Linked DNA regions of Mus musculus: region 1 is linked to region 2. A link is a loop called in an ENCODE intact Hi-C map of the cell type or tissue named here. Cell type or tissue: heart. All regions are shown on one strand. Links, peaks and the distances in the headings refer to the core of each region. The heading gives the core; the rest is flanking DNA.

Evidence for each region. A loop is a pair of places that touch in the nucleus more often than their neighbours do. Peaks named below come from ENCODE experiments on the same cell type or tissue, not always from the same donor. Only the 100,000 strongest peaks of a DNase experiment are listed, where the experiment ranks them.
Region 1: it touches region 2 in a loop (9-fold over the local background); 33 of 42 quality-filtered maps call a loop at or near these places.

Annotation. Positions count from the first base shown.
Region 1 is chr19:42,791,502-42,799,842 of GRCm38, forward strand. The region is part of intron 11 of Hpse2 (heparanase 2); the gene reads right to left. Among named protein-coding and RNA genes, the nearest start is that of Hps1, 16 kb to the left of the region's middle. In heart, for the core only: a CTCF peak has its summit at 3,582 (motif pointing right); a DNase peak (open chromatin) is centred at 3,620; H3K4me3 peaks cover 983 bases; H3K27ac peaks cover 526 bases; H3K27me3 peaks cover 1,954 bases.
Region 2 is chr19:43,392,962-43,401,302 of GRCm38, forward strand. No RefSeq gene overlaps it. Among named protein-coding and RNA genes, the nearest start is that of Hpse2, 8.8 kb to the left of the region's middle. In heart, for the core only: a CTCF peak has its summit at 3,606 (motif pointing left); no DNase peak of the experiment used is centred there; H3K27me3 peaks cover 645 bases.

The DNA of each region.
Region 1 (8,341 bases), core at 269-8,268, 600 kb before region 2:
ATGGAGTACATTTTTTTTTCCAGAGGAAAGTGTTAAGCAGGTATGTACAGTGGGATTAAAATACTCAGGGGACCGCTGGGTGGTGGTGGCGCACGCCTTTAATCCCAGCACTTGGGAGGCAGAGGCACTCGGATTTCTGGGTTCGAGGACAGCCTGGTCTACAAAGTGAGTTCCAGGACAGCCAGGGCTACACAGAGAAACCTTGTCTCAAACAAACAAACAAACAAACAACCCCCCCAAAACAAAATAAATAAATAAATAATACTCAGGGGCCATGGTTGAGATTAATAAGGTACAGGTTCACTTAAAACTGTTATAAAATTATTATTATTTTGGGAAGACATTTTTTTTGCCATTCTTGAAAAGATAACTACATTTTTACTTATGTGAATACATATCTATAGCATGCTGTGTGTGGGCCGCTCTCAGAGGCTGATAGTATCAGTGATGCTAGAGTTACATCTGGCTGTGGGCTGCCTGATTTGGGTGCTAGGAACCAAAGCTGGTCCTCTGGGAGAGCAGCAAGCACCACTAACCACTGAACCATCTTTCCAGCCCAAGGAGGAGACTTTATGATAAAGACTGGTGTGAGAAGGTTCGGCATTTGTCCCCTCCAGTGTGTGCAAATCAACTGACTGGCAGTTTGTTTCTGGGTCCTTGGGCAGCTGCCCGTCCTCCACTCTCAGGCTGGTGGTGAGGGGTCCTCAGGTCTGCCTGGCTGTTTCCTTTTCTAACCCGTGGATGAGGCTCTCTTAGCTTCGCCCTCCCTCCTTTCTCTATGTGGAGTGATTCGTGGCTTTGTCCCTCACAGTGCTGCGGAGGTGTAAGGCAGGAAATCAACATTTCTTTTTGGGAGGAATAAGTAAATGGTCTTTGAGACCCTTTGCAAAATTTCTAGGCTTCCCCCATTAGTTTCTGTGCCCTAGAGAGGCTCCCTGGAGGTTTGCAGAGAGTGCCTTCATAGATTCTATTAACTAGCAATTACTCTGCCTCTCAGTGGAGATGTTAGATAAGATCTGAATTATCGATGTTTCTCACACTCACCAGACACCTTATTCCCACTTGATGGGAGGGCATTGATCACTGCTAGTGTTTTTCATCAAAAAAAAGAGAGGAAGGAAGGAAGGAAGGAAGAAGGAAGGAAGGAAAGAAAGAAGGAAAAGAAGAGAGAAGAAAGGAAAAGAAAAGAAAAGAAAAGAAAAGAAAAGAAAAGAAAAGAAAAGAAGAAAGAAAAATGAAGAGTAGAGATCTGTATGGAGGTCTCCTGGCTTTGTGGGCGAGGCTGTTTGAGACCTTGAGTCCTCACAGTCTTTATCCTTTTCCTCTGTTAAGAGAGGGACAATGTGCTTTAGCACCGCTTTTGTCCTCTTCTCTCTGCTTATGTTTGTTTGTTTGTTTTTAATATTTATCACCCAGTGAAATCACATCATGCTAAAGGCAACACCGTCCTTCAGCTGTATACAGAGAGGAATCGGCACGTTTGCAATCCAATCAGTGCTGAAAGAAAGGGTCATGGATTGTGAAACACTTTGGTGTGAAAGGCAGGATTCTTGGATTTGCTTTGCCTGGGCTCATTCAATCCAGGCATGCAGCAGCCTTGTGTTCCACATGAACAAAGTCTAGAGGGCCTAAAACTTATCTGAGTCACAGAGCCAGGAAGAGGCAGGCCTGGTACGTGCAGGGATTCCCTTCGTGACAGGGCTAAAGCCCCCGTGCAATATGAAAACTTTGTTATTTTTGTAACAGCACACTGAGACCTGGTCAGAGAGGTTAAGTGGCATCGGCAGGGTCACAGAACTAATAAGCAGGTAAGCCAGGGCTGTCGCTGACTGCCTCCTCCTATTTCATGTTGTCTGCCTGAGTTTCGGGTGGTGCTCGCCAGATCTCATTTCTTTCTTTGCCGTTCTTATCATCCTGTCTTTATCACCATCTTCCTCCATGGGTCATGACTTTTCAACAGAACACTAAGTGGCCCAGCCAAAGCTGAGCTATCTCTCTTAGATTCCCAGTTTCCGTGAATTGCCGAGGGTATCTAAACTATCCAAATATTGGGACAACTGTGTTTTATTGCCTTTTGTTTTTACAGAGTTTGAGTTACTTTCCAATTTCTAAACCTGTTTTCTCAGTTTTATGTGTTAATTGAAATGGGATTCTATGTGTCAATTCAGAGTCAAGCCCTCTGACCCTCCAGTTCTTCGTGGGAGCATCGTGGCCCGGCCACTCCACCCCCATTGCTTGCCTGCAATGTCTGCTCCTCACGTCTTATGGTTCTCAGTAGTCATGAGCGTCTAAGTAGGGGTCTGACTCTTCTTAGGTCCCAGGATAGAACGTCTAACGACCGTATCCTTTTGCAACCTTGTCTCTCTCTGTGTCTGCGCATGCTTTTATGGGGTTGTTTTTAACAGAAGCACACTCCGGAGCTGGTGTCTGGTTTTGACTGGCATTTTGGGGGGCCTTGAAGGGAAGATGAAAAAGACCTCAGATCTACCTTAGACACTGAGTTTAGGTTTCTCCAGAGGATGGAGTAACAGATAGATCGGATGAACCTGAGGTCTCCTTTGTCCTGTTTGTCAGCCAGGCTGCCCAGACCTAACAGCTAGCCTAAGGCAAAGTTCACTATTTAATTTAGAATGATCCTGAACAAACAGAAATCTGAGCGTGCCATTCACCTGTCTAAACGTTCACTGGCTTCTAGAACATCATCTGCATTCCCCGAAGCCCGCCCTTTTATCAACACCTCCAGCTCCTTAGAGGCTCATTCTAACTTCCGCCCTTTCTAGTCCCTGTCTACCACTTCCTTCGCCCTGTGCTGCAACTTCTCTGGTTAGTTTTTCTAATCTCAGGGCTCTTCTGTCTTTGCTGTTTCCATTGTCTGGAACTTCCTCCACATGCTGCTGTGTCTTCTTTAAAGACTGATTTTCAATTTTTGCGTGCATGGAGGGGGTGATATTTACACACTAATGCAGCCCCTATGGAGGCCAGAAGAGGGCATTGGAGTCCCCGGAGCCAGGGCTACAGGAGATTGGAAACTACTCAGCGTGCGTGCTGGGAATCAAACTGGGTCCTCTGCAAGAACAGAACCTGTTCTTAACTGCTGAATTCTCTCTCCAGCCCCTGACTCTTTTCTTGATGGTCTTGCTTGTTCTTTATATCATGTACAAGTGCCCCTCGAAAGTGTCCCATAATTCCTTGCACTTCTTGGGCCTGGACTTGGATTGTAAAATTCTGTCTGCTTGTCCTCACCCCTGATAGGAGGGCTGATGACCATCACGTTCTTTATTCTCTTATCTATCCACATCTGATACAGCTTATATTACAAGAAACATTAAAGTCAGAACTACAATTGAGAAGGGGGGACAACAGACCGCAAGTCCAGAAGCTGAATTCTGTCTAGATTTCAGACATTAAACGTGTCGGTCTAGATAGGTTTCCGGTCACTTCCCGTAGGCTTCTAGATTGTAAATAATGCGACTGACAGCAAGAGAGGAGTAGGGTCAGGAGACAGAACAAATAAGAATTTTATGTGTTAATGTGCACAGTTGCTCTCTCCTAGCCCGACGCTAATTTTCGGCCACTAGGGGGCACTCTTGTTCTATACAACAGCGAGGGGAGCGTCAGACTGCAGGGTTGCTCCCAGGAAGCCGAACTAGTCCTCTAGTCCCTGCTGTCCTCACCCCATCTCCCCAAGGCCGGGAGGTGTACCTAGCGCTTAGTGTGTCAAAGAAACAAATCTTAGTATCAATCAAACCCAAACCCAAACTGCACTGTGGCCCCCTTGGCAGGGGCTCCGTCTGGAGTGGGGCCCAATTTTAAGGAAGAGCGCGAAGCAGGGATGCAGTTCCTGGGCGGTGAGAGCTTCCCAGCCGGATTGCCTAGGGGGATCCCGCCGCAGGTGCGGAGTCGCTGGCCCCGGCGCCAGGCTCTCCCGGGTTCTGGGTCCCCCGCCGCCCCCGGCCGCACCTGTTAGTGCAGCTTCCTGAGCTGGGCTGGGAAACTGGTGTGTGCAGCTGCCCTGCCCTCCTCCAGGTCAGGCCCAGGTTAGAGTCGGAGGGGCCCAGCCAGGTTTCAGGACCGTGGGTTTGCGTCCCTTCTGCTCTAGGAGAGGCAGAGGAAAGGAAATTCCTTTCACATGGCCCTGAGTAATGCCGATGCATCGGTGATGGTGGCCAAGGCTTCATGAGTTTTCTTATGATTCTTTTGATTCAGGCAAGGCTCTGGATCCCCTCGGAGCGCTCCTATTTCTCAATGATCTTTTTTTCAATTGCGACCTAACGCTTCCTTCCCTAGGCTCCCTTCCTTTCTTCATCCTCAGTAGTTCGTACTTAGCTGTCTGGCTTTTTCCTCCCACAGCAGTTCAGGAACGGGACTGGCTGGGCTGCTACAGAGAGGAGACCAGAAGAGACAGGAAAGACTGGGAAGAAAACGTCCCGTCCCGTTCCCCTCAATCCTCTGGGGTGAAGCTTTACTGCTTGAAGCTCATCCAACTCTGCATCCTGCCCATGAAGGGCACACCGAGGGTCTGAACGGCTTTGATCTAGCTTTTCCAAATGCCTACTAGCACTGTTTCACGTGGCACAGGGGAAGCTCACAGGTTCAGTGCCAGGGATATAGATGGACTTTTTCTGTATGTAGCAGATTGGGGGGGGCATGATTTGAATGGTGTCCCATCTAAATCTGCACAACCGGATTCCACCATGTGCATCCAATGCCTTAAAATAACTTAGCACACATGGCAGACAAGATGAGCACCCAGCTAAGGAACCTAGATTTTTACTGATATTGCTGACTTCCACCTGGTGAGAGACTCATCTGGGGGGCAGTTTTAAAAGAAAATTTAATCCTGCAACCATCTCAAAGCTCCATGTCATAGGCATATCACACTCAAACCACAGGACACAATTGAAACCAGAAACAGAAACTACAGCGCCATGACTCCACAGCTAACTGTGTCTTATTCTCATTGTAAAGAGCAGTTGCCACAGTCACCAAGTGGTAATTAAGGGGAATTACTCATATCTGCATGGTTCGCTGTGATGTAAAGTTAATTACAACAGACTTAGGCTTTGCCCACCAAGCCAAAAAAGTCACTAGAGCATGCAAATGTGTGGCCAAACACACTGTAATAAACACATTATATAGAAAAACACAAATCGAAGGAAAATCAAATTTAGCCCGGATTTCAACAGTTTCTGTGGTCTAGTGCTAGTGTATCTTTGTGGCCTTTCTCCTCACCCCACAGGCGTCCCATATTCTAGTCCTTTGTGAGATTTGCCACCTCCAGGGCAAAATGAGCCTTGAACTTGTGTACTTCCAAACCTCTGTAAGCTTATCTTGCAGCCTCAAATGGCCTCCCATACTACAAGCCTTTCCTCGAAGCATGGCTTTCTGGGTAAACATAGTGGCTTTAGACTTTTCCAGATCCCAAGCCAGAGCTCTCTCCTTTCCTCCGGCTTCCAGGCTCCTGTGTTGTTCTTAGAGTCCTTTCTGTCTCAGAGGTAATGCATCCGTTGTGGAGACCGAGGCATCTTTCCCCAGCCCTACTTGTGTGAAGCAGGTAGAGGCAGTGTGGGGCAAGAAAATTCCCTGTATGGCAGAGTGCAAGTAGTGTGGAGAGTTTTTCCAAATATAAGTATAAGTTAATCTATAAGCCACACTTGAAGTAGGCTGATGACTTTATGGTCATGGCTCCCTGGATACTTCTTGAAATCCATTAAAGCAAGTAGAGAAATATCTCCATTTTATTGGCTTTTGACAGTGCTCTGTGTATCACATCAGCACTCTGTATGACCTTCTGAGGAAAAAGAATAAGATGTTCTATAGATGTCAAAGGGCAATATGTGCCATAACTCTCAGCCATTCAGGTAAACAGAAGCATGGAAGGTGTGGTCTTCAGTGGTTGCTGGTGTTTGGCAGCCAGGAGACAGGTTTGTGCTGTAGGCTCTGTAGGTGGAATAGACCACCTCTTGACTCCAAGAAACATGGGTTCAGGACTCAAGCCCATCAGCAGGAATGAACAGGAGTAGAACTTGTCACCTCCTAAAGGTGACACATTTACATCACCAAACCACAAAGAAGACGAGGGCTGGCTCTTCTCAGTCTATCATGAACCACCTACATACTTAGCTTTCCTGCCCTTAGTTTTCGAGCCAGCCATTCAGGGCCATGTTGGCCACACCATGAAAAAACCATCCTACGGGAAGGACAGAAATCCCTGCCACGTCAGTGTGAGGGGACAGGCCCGAGCCATGATGGGCAGCTATGCAGAAAGTCTGCAGCTGTTGAAAGTGAGCTGGAAGGAAGTACACTCTGGAGCTAAGAACAAACGGGAGGCTCTCAGAAAGCAACAGTGAAAACCGTGGATCCGCAAACATCTTGGTTTAAGATGTCAAGTCACTGTAAAATAGAAAAATCATTTCATAATCCTATAATCTGCACATTACTAATCTGGGATTTAAAACAAAGCAAACAATAAAGCTTTGAGAGGCCAGCTCTCAGCCTTTTACTCAGGCATGAGAATTCCCACAGGCTTAGGGCACGTTCACACCTTTGGCAAAATGGCCTGGTGCCTGGATGGGGAAATCAAAGATGTGAATCATCTGGGACCCGTGTTCCAGGGTTTATGGAAGGCCAATCCTTCCCAACTTTGGTCACATATTTGAATCACCTAGGGAGCTTTAAGAATTGCTTCAGCCCAGAGATTTGGGTTAATTGCTCTGGGGTGTGGTGTGGGCACTGGGGTTTGAAAGCCAATAGCTGTTCAAAGTGCAGCCAGGGTGAAGCAGCACCAGGGTGAGAAGGGATGGAGACATTTGCAGCTGGGGTGAGGGGAATCAAGTAACCCTCTGGCTGTCACCGTCTGAGTTTACTTTGGATAAAAGGTGCCTTCTTGACTCTTTTGCAATGCCATGAAAGGAGGCCATGGTTTTTAACCCAGGATACATGAATTCTTCTAAAAGGAAATATTTTGGTGAATAAACTTTAGTGGACATTTCTGCCCTTTCAACCAAAGCTGCCCCACACATGTACACTGTGTGGTGAGTGAGCTCTTAGTACCAGGGAAGTTGTGGATAAGTACTTAACACACGGGGCGCGCGCGCGCGTGTGTGTGTGTGTGTGTGTGTGTGTGTGTGTGTGTGTGTGTGTGGTGCACCCAGGCAGAGGAAGCCTTAGCAACGACCTCACACGGAGAAGAGAGAGCTGAACACATTGTCCCTTTGGACAGCCCTGCTCCTTCACATCCCTTAGTTCCTCCTAAGTCCTGGGTTGTGACACCAGCTCCATAGTGACAAGCTTTACTTAGGAAGAAGAAGATTATGGGGGCGGGGTGAAGAATATCCCACCTGGCACCTTTACTACATTCTCAGATCTGCATGCTATGATTTACTTAGACCACAACATACATATTGTTACAGCTACCACCTCATCGTGAGCCACAAAATACACAAAATTCAACAAGGCTCACAAGGCCCTCAAAGCTTCTAAGCTTCTGTGAATGAGTTTGCACTTTCTGCAGACCCCAAGGCCTCTTCTCTCTGCAGGTTTGCCTCCCCTTTCTCCACAGACTGTCTCAGATCCTGAGTGTGACCACTTTTAATAAATCCTCTGTTCACATATATCTGCATCCCTGCTTTCTCTGGTGTCCACTTGGAGCTCAGACTTGGCCGTTAGTGTTTACACTGGTGCTCGCTCACAGTCCAACGTACAAACATCCCCAGGGAGCTTTCTTGCTATTTGGGGCTTCCAGCCAGCTTGCTTTTCCTCCTGAGGGGCTCCAAATGACCTTTCAAAAGGGCTGCAGCTGCCTCAACAGGACCCTTTTTCTCTAGGTAAAGGAGGTTTCCATTCTAAGCTCTGCTTTAAAAAAAAAAAAAAAAAGATCTGATTTTCTCTTGATATTTAAAGACCTACCCGGGCCCTCATGGTTGGCAGATTCTCCCATATCCATTCAGTCTAAGTATTACAGCTTGGAGTGCCTCACATGCTACGGTATATAAACAGATTCCAGCTTCCTAATGGATTGAAGAGTATACTGTAAGTGCTCTGCGGGACAGTATGTTCCTACCATGCAGCATGTCATGAGTTCAATCCTCAGTGCAGAGAGAACAAGGAGAGCAGGAGTGAGGATGTGGGAGGGAAAGAGGGAGGATATAGAGAGAAATTAGAAGAAGATAGCAGTGTGTATTCATCTGATCTCAGAAATATAAATGCACACACATTTAAATGATATAAATGGAATGGAGGAAACCATAAAGAAACACTTCATGTCAAACTAATACTCTAAAAGTGAAATATTTGAAAAATTAGCAAGACACTAGAAAATATAGCTCAATATACATGATAG
Region 2 (8,341 bases), core at 159-8,158:
AGCTGATGTCAGTAAATAAAGCAACCAAGTGCACACTCCATATCATAGGCTCTCATAACAGCTTCCATCGAAAGAAGAACAAGCAACATTAGGTGTGTGTTATGTGTCTTTTTCAGTTTTCCACTAGAAGAAAAAAGGGGCCAGGTAAAGAAATACTGATTAGAAAGTATGTTATTTCATTCTCAAAGGCTGCCTGTCCTTCCACACGAGTGGGAAATATACAGTTACCAAAAGGGGCACTAGGGCTAGAGACTGGGACTAGTGATAGTCACCATGTTTGTGACCAAACTCCACTCATCACATACAGTATTGTTTCAAAACATACATGGAAGGACACTGTATATTTGGAATATCAAGGGATCACCACACTTTATATGAAAAGCTAAGGAAGGAGGCCTCTGTGAGTGTGGTTCTTCTATCTCCTGGTGCACGCCTGGATGGTACTTAACCCCATTACTGCCTTCAAGCAGCAAACTTGTACAGAGAAAAGCATATCTATAATAAATATAGTTTAATAGGTTTGTGAGCCCATGGCATGTTGGGTAAGGATGACAGTTGTTTTAAGGACTTCTATGTGTGGAAAACCATAACAGAAAGACTTACTCACATCTTAAAACATACCCACTAAGAAGTCTATCTTTTACATTGTAGGCCATTTGGTTCAAAAAGAGTATCGTATATACTAGAAAAAGCATGGATTTTGGAGTCTTTGATTAAAATATAGATTACAATTTACTATCTCTAACGTGGCCTTTGTTAGACAAATCATTCATTCTTACTAGGCTCCAACTTAACCACCTGAGCAATGCACATAAGTATAGCTGTACCACGTGTGCTGTAAGAATTAAAGTAATACTTTTTGTACTTACAATTTTTCTTCTCCTGGTTTAATTTCATTGTGGAAATAAGTGTGATTTGCATAAATGGGGTAGAAGGAAACTATACACTTGAACCCTAAGGTTTTGAAATATTACAGTAATAAATAAAAAGTATTGTATTTCATTTTATGCTTAGATGACAGGATTTAGCCTCATAATTCAGGTAAGAAAGTAAGGAGTCAAAAGGTCAGGCTGTTTCTTGATGAAACTGAAACCAAAAATCTCTTCTTTAGACTGATAACTAGATTATAATTTTGGCATATTTGTTATTAAAAATACTCGAGGGCTTTAATATTTAGTGTTCCAGAGAAACAAATTTAGATTTCCCTTCAGTTGTAGCGTTTCATTAACTGTATAAGTAAATAGAAGACCAGTTCTACATAAACCACACAAGCAGTCAGAAGATCCGTTCTACACACTGCTTCCCTAGTCAGTTCTTAAGTATTAATGCTGACGTCCATTTCTAAGAAAGTGAAACACACAAACCCTATTTGCCTCAATATATCTGCTACACTAAACCTGACACTGAGGAAGTAAACCTGTAATAAACCATTTATCTAGAGCAGAGTGTTGTTGCTGACCCTCAGAAAGTGGCTAGTTATAACTGCACTGGCTTTGGTTCCCACAATTAATGCCACACATTTTGTCCTTTCAAAATACCATAATGTGCTTAATTTTAATGAGTTAAACAAAAGTTGGCTCAGTACTTATGTGATTGGATACTACTCCTCAATGATTGGATAAGAAGACTGAACTTGCAAGTACATACTTATATCTCTGCCTGAAGTAGAATCTACTCTTAATTCTTTGGAGTAGCTGTATCCCCCAATACACAAATCCAAGTCCTTCCTAGTTCACTGTAAGTTAAATTCAGCCTTAACAGATTGTCACCAAAATCGTCCAGTTCTCCTCGTCGCTTTGATCACCTAGACACAGTGCACAGACTTGTAGTCTGTTTCATTTCCAAAAGATATTTAAGTTTTAAATTCCTCTTTGGCTTAATTAAACCTAGCCAATATAACAAAATAGCATTTTATATTCAAACTAAAATAATATTTTCCATATCAGGAAAAAATGATAAAACCTAAAATTCTAGGGCAGTGATTATCATCAGCCCTGGCTGCACACTGAAACCATCTGAAGTTTTAAATCACTGATGTGGAGTAGAGTGTTAACATAACCTGAATCTCTCTACAATCCTTTTTTTTTTTCTAGTTCCAGAGGGGAAAAAAATTAGATGACAAAGGATGCCACATAAGTTGGACCTATTTGACTCAGTTTTCAGATAATTAGTTTCCAGATTCTAAGAGATACTTAAGAATACATATTGGAACTTACTTTAATGCTAAGCATAAACAACGAAAGTTCAGACGGTGGAGAACCATCATCCAAGGGGGGAAAACTATGCAAGTTTGCTGTTTGTTTTTTGTTTTGTTTTTAGTTGTTTATTTGTTTGATTGGTTTTTGAGATGGTATATCAATGTTCAGTGCAGAATAACCTAGAATACACATCATAGAACAAGCTGACCTTGAACTTGTAGAGCTCCCCCTCCGTCAGCCTTCCAAGTACAAGGATTATTACACCCGTGACCCTCCACACCTGACTTCCTTTAGCTGCAATAGATTAGAGCTTCAACTCACCAGGCTGATTTGTTTGTTTCACTCAAGAAATGTTTTCACTTTCTACCATCTAACTAACAAAACTGGAAACACTGCACAATACTAACTGTTCGATGGAAGGAGGCCGGAGACTTCTTGCAGGCTACTAGGAATGCAAAGTGACAGATATTCTATAGAGTTACCTGTAAATATTTTGTAAAAATTAGGTATATATATTCTCCAACATTCAGCAATACCACAAACTTTCAGGCAACTTAAGAAGATTCATAAAGTAATTTAAGTGAGGGTAGTTAGTTTAGTATTGAGGATTTTGAAGCCCTTATATGCTCATCAAAAGGGAGATGGGTAGGTAAACTGAGGACAGCTGTTAGAAAAAATGAACTGTGTACATACAACAACATAGAATATGATATGTGTACATAGAGGAACATATCATAAAATGTGAGAGAAAATTAAACATACATGTGAAAACATATTTTGAAAGATGGTTTTTAAAAAAGTACCATGGAACATACATCAACCTCAAAAGAATTGGGCCTGAAATGTACTTGCTAACAGAAACTAAAAAGCTTTGAGGTGACCGATACACGGAAAGTCTTGTATGCCTTCAAAACAATACCTAATACATTCTCTGGAAATGGGCAAAAGGAAGAAATATCTGTTGAGTGACAATCATGAGTCTGGTACTTGGTTCTCTCCCCTCCAAAGATTAAATAGCATTCTTTCCTTGACCTCACTATTTGGCTAGGAAAACGAACATCTATCCATTGGGTAGGTACTATGACAGAGTTTAGTGGAAGGTACTGTAGGATACGTAAAAGATTATTATTTATTTTATATCTGAAGTCTATTACTTGATTCATATGTAATTTTACATCATGATAATTAATGACTGAAATATTTCATACGTTTTATGTGTCCAGCTTCAATTAAGGTGGATAATCTGTTTGACATAAAGTCATGCTAGATGGCCTAAGCGACCTTAAACTCAGAATGCTGAGGTTATAGCGCTCACCACCTTTGGTGTGTGGCCAATTTAAGCCTGCTTTCTGACTGGGACTAGCTGAGGGCTACAGGCTGTAGAAATGTTATGGTGCCATCTGCTGGTGGAAATGTTTCATCCATTTACCACTTTATTCTCGGCTCCCCACAATCTACTTCAGTTTGTTTTCAAAACTATAAACAAACCCATCCTCTCTAGACATCATATCAAGAGTAGGATAATTGTGCTTAAGTTAATCTCCAAAGTCATCTATTTAAATGTCTGGTTTCTATAAAGGCAGAATTACAAGAGTTTGTATTTTATGATGGGGCTGGATATTGAACACAGGGTTCTGAGCATGCAAAACAAGCATTTTACCACTGCATCATCCTCCTGGTTTTCTTTTTACTTTTTATTTTGACACAGAATCTCATTAAGTTGGCAAGCTGTCACTTTGTAGCTCATGCTTGAATTTGTAATACTCCTGCACCAGCCTCCTGAGTAGCTGGGATTATAGATCTAAACCATCAGCTCTGGTTTAAGATTTCATCTTCTTTAAAGTAGAGGAGCATGGCTATACATGTAAACTGTGCAGACAGACAGACAGACAGACAGACAGACAGACAGATTCATGCACACATGCACTCTTCCACGCTTGTTTTCCCAGATAAACATAAACTCAAAAGAATTCCGAAAGAAGTTGGTTTTAAAACATTTATATAAAGCTCATTTCCAAGTAGACTTCCTTATAAGGCAGTTTATTTCAATATAAAAAGAAACTGAGATTAGACCTAAATTCACTTCAGCTTTATCATGTATCACAAAGCCTTACAGACGATGTTTAGATTTCATGCATCACCTTTATGCATAAAATAGAAGCAGATTTCTTAAAATAATTTGGGGGAGTGTACAAAAACAAAATACAGAGTGATGTCGGAAAAGTTCAGTAACTAAACTGCCCCCCAGATACTAACTTGCTTTTTAACCTGTCATCAATGAAGCTAAAAGCTAAGTCCTGTATCATTCTTTGATGTTTACATTTATAATATAAATAGTTGAAAAACCCAAGACATTCCATAACACTGATTCCATAAAAGGTACAGGTAGGGTGTTGTAATAGTATACTGCATATCTGAGCAGGTCCACGGAGCCAACAGAATCAGCATCACCAAGATACTAAATGAAATCTAGCTCCATTATTGCAGAAGAACATAGTAGGAGAAAACTAGGTCCTATAAGTTGTTTTTAACTTATGTATACACAGGTGTCCATTCACACGTACACACAAATAAATACACTTTTTTAAATGTCTAAAGGACCCGAAGCAGTCCATACTTTGTAAACTCACAAAATCAAACAGCCAAAACTTCAACAAATAAAACCCCAAAATATTTCCCAGGGAACAGACTCCAACAAAAGACGCAGGCTGAGGGGTGTGCTAGGAAACTCCGTCTTCTGGGCATGCTGTTGCTTTGGCACTTGTCAGCCCAAAGCAGCAGTGCCCACCTGCACAACATCAATCCAGACAAAATTCTGGCACATTTATGGGGAGGTGTTCTCCAGGTTCCACCTTTACTTAACAGCTGATAGCTGCTGGAGGGAGAGAATCTTTCTTTTTTAATGCATGGCCTTTGATGGATTCTCCATGTTCCAGTGGATGGCCCCATACCTGTGCCTTAGTTACTGTTCTACTGCTGTGAAGAAACACCATCATCAAGGCAATTTATAAAACCAAGCATTTAACTAGGGTTTTTTTTTTCACAGTTTCAGAAGATGAGTGTATGACCATCCTGACAGGGAGCATGGTAGCAAGCAAGCAGGCATGATGCTGAAGCAGTAGCTAAGAACTTACATCTTACCCTGAGACAGCATCAGAAAGACAGACTGGGCCTGGCACTGGCTTTTGAAACCTCAAAGCCCACCCCAGTGACACACTTCCTCCAAGACCATACTTCCTAATCCCCAGACAGGTCCACCAACTATGGACCAGGCATTCAAGTACACAACACTATACAGGCCATTCTATTCAAGCCATCACACCGGTGTATACATGGGCAACACTAGTTGGATTTAGTTGGCTATCAAAAACAAAAGAGAAGATGATGTGAATTTTGGAAGGAGCCTTGTTAGGGGGATTTCAGGGAATTTGGAAGGGAGTCACAGTAATAGATCATGTTTCATTATATATACATGTACAAATCTCACGAATAAAAATTACAATAAAAAAATCAAGCCAAATTTTGGCATGGATTAGAAAGGTACTCTCCAGGTCCCATCCCTCACTGGAAGTTGAGAGCTGTGGGGTGGGAGAATTATTCTTTTGTATCTTTTTTTTAGGATGTTCCCAATGTAGGTTTCCCATGTTCCAGTGGATAAAGAAATTATATAAATATACATATATGTATATATACATATGTGTGTCTTATACATATATATGCATGTATGTGTGTATATACATATACATGTATATATTGGCAGAAAAATAATTTTTTCATAGTTTTGTTATCTGCAACTCCAAATAGCATAGGACTCTCGTGAGCACAAGCATACTGTCTCCTCACAGAGGTGGCATCAAGACAGGATTGTGTATGAGAAGAAGACATAGCAAGGCCCGAAGCCACAGCACTCAGAGGACCAGTAACAAGCTCCCACAGTGAGTGTTTGTTAAAATCTTGTCACTGTTTATTAGCATCACACTGGGGACCAAACTACAAACACACAATGCACACATCGATGTACATACATACTAAAGCCATAACCAAACTATAGAAGTATCTTTTTGTAACTTGTGTAACTTAGCAATATAACCATAGTTTAGTAGTTTTATCTTTTAATCTTCATAGAAAATAAACTTGCTTTACATGTCACACAACAAAACCCCTGAATGAATAAATATAAAATAGACTGTCTTGCAATAAAAAAATCTCTTTGCAATGAATGGTGGTGGATGCAGAGACATACAGCTGCTGAAGATGCTGAAAATAGCTGGTGTTTGAGTGATCAGCCCTAAACAGGACTAAGTTTCACACTGCCCTACCTAAAGTTCAGGATACATCATGGAAGAGGAGGAAAGAAATCTAAGAGCCAGAAGATAGAGTGAAATGCTGTCTTCTGGATAAGGACAGCCAATGCTGTCATGACTTCAAAACAGCTGTGGCTATATTCATTAAGTCTACACACAAATGAGCCTATCAACAGGTGGTCAGGGAGGGGCCTGTGGGACCTGCTCCTCCCTGCTAAGCTACCAGCTACTTATGGATTCTGAAAAAAAAAGGGCAGTCATGTCTTCAGTTGTGTACCATCTGGAAACCAACTAAGCTCCAATTAACTGTTTAAAAGACATAGTCACACACATGATTCTGGTTAATCTCAGTGGGTCGCAAAACAACAACAATAACAGCGACAACAAACCCTGAATGCTTCAAAGGGAATTGTGGTTAGCCCTGAAATCATATATATACAAGTAATGTTAAACAAGGTGATCAGGTGGTATTTATGTATTTGGGTATATACATAAGTATAAATATATAAGTATATATGTATGTGTGTATGTATGTATGTGTGTATATATATATATATATATATACACACACATATAGTGTGTGTGTATATCTATATACATAGTGTGTGTGTGTGTGTGTGTGTGTGTGTGTGTGTGTGTGTGTGTGTAAAAAACATTAAGTAAAAAAAGGCCATGAATGTTAGATTCAGCAAGCAGGGTGGTTGGGAGGGGTTGGAGCAGGGAAGGGGAAGAAGAAAAATGACATAATTATAATTTCTAAAATAATAAAATAATAAACTTACAAATTTTTCATTTATATTAGCTGATACTTTGTAATTTAAAATATGAAATCCAAAAACAGTAAAACTGCTAAGGAAATCATGCAAAAGAGGGGAATTGTGGGCATAAGGAAGTGGGTAGGAATAACAGGAAAAATAAAAAAGGTAGGGGCTATAGTAGCAAAAATTTACATACTTATAAAATTGTCAAAAAACAGATCCAATAAATATTTTAAATAATGGAGGAGCTAGAGAAAGTACCCAAGGAGCTAAAGGGATCTGCAACCCTATAGGTGGATCAACATTATGAACTAACCAGTACCCCGGAGCTCTTGACTCTAGCTGCATATGTATCAAAAGATGGCCTAGTCAGCCATCACTGGAAAGAGAGGCCCATTGGACACGCAAACTTTATATGCCCCAGTACAGGGGAACGCCAGGGCCAAAAAGGGGGAGTGGGTGGGTAGGGGAGTGGGGGTGGGTGGGTATGGGGGACTTTTGGTATAGCATTGGAAATGTAAATGAGCTAAATACCTAATAAAAAATGGAAAAAAATATTTTAAATAGTCTTAAAAACTGATTTTTCAAAAGATAATATAAATTTAAAATAAAGACAAAAATAAAATAAAAAGAATGTTTTTTTAAAAAAAAAACACATATCAAAACAGGTTTAAGAAAGATCTAACACAAGTATGATAGAAGTTCCTAAAAAAGAAAACCAACATAGTGGGACAAAATAGATATTAAAAATAATTAATTAAAATTCTTCAGCAAAAATTAAACTATATGTTAAAAGGACATGTTGTATCACTGTGACATATATATGTGGGTTTTTTCTACTAAAATACTGCATAAAAAAAGAAAAGTGCCAGAAGAAATTGTTCAGCAGTTACAATGGAAGGTACACTTTTGTAAGATGTGCTGCTCTTAGAAAGAACCCAAGTTCAGATCCCATCTCCCATATCAAGCAGATCACCAGCACTATAAGTTCAGCTCCAGTGAAATATGACACCTTTCACCTCTGGAGTACACACACACACACACATCAATTAAAACTAATAAAAATAAATATTTTTAGGAA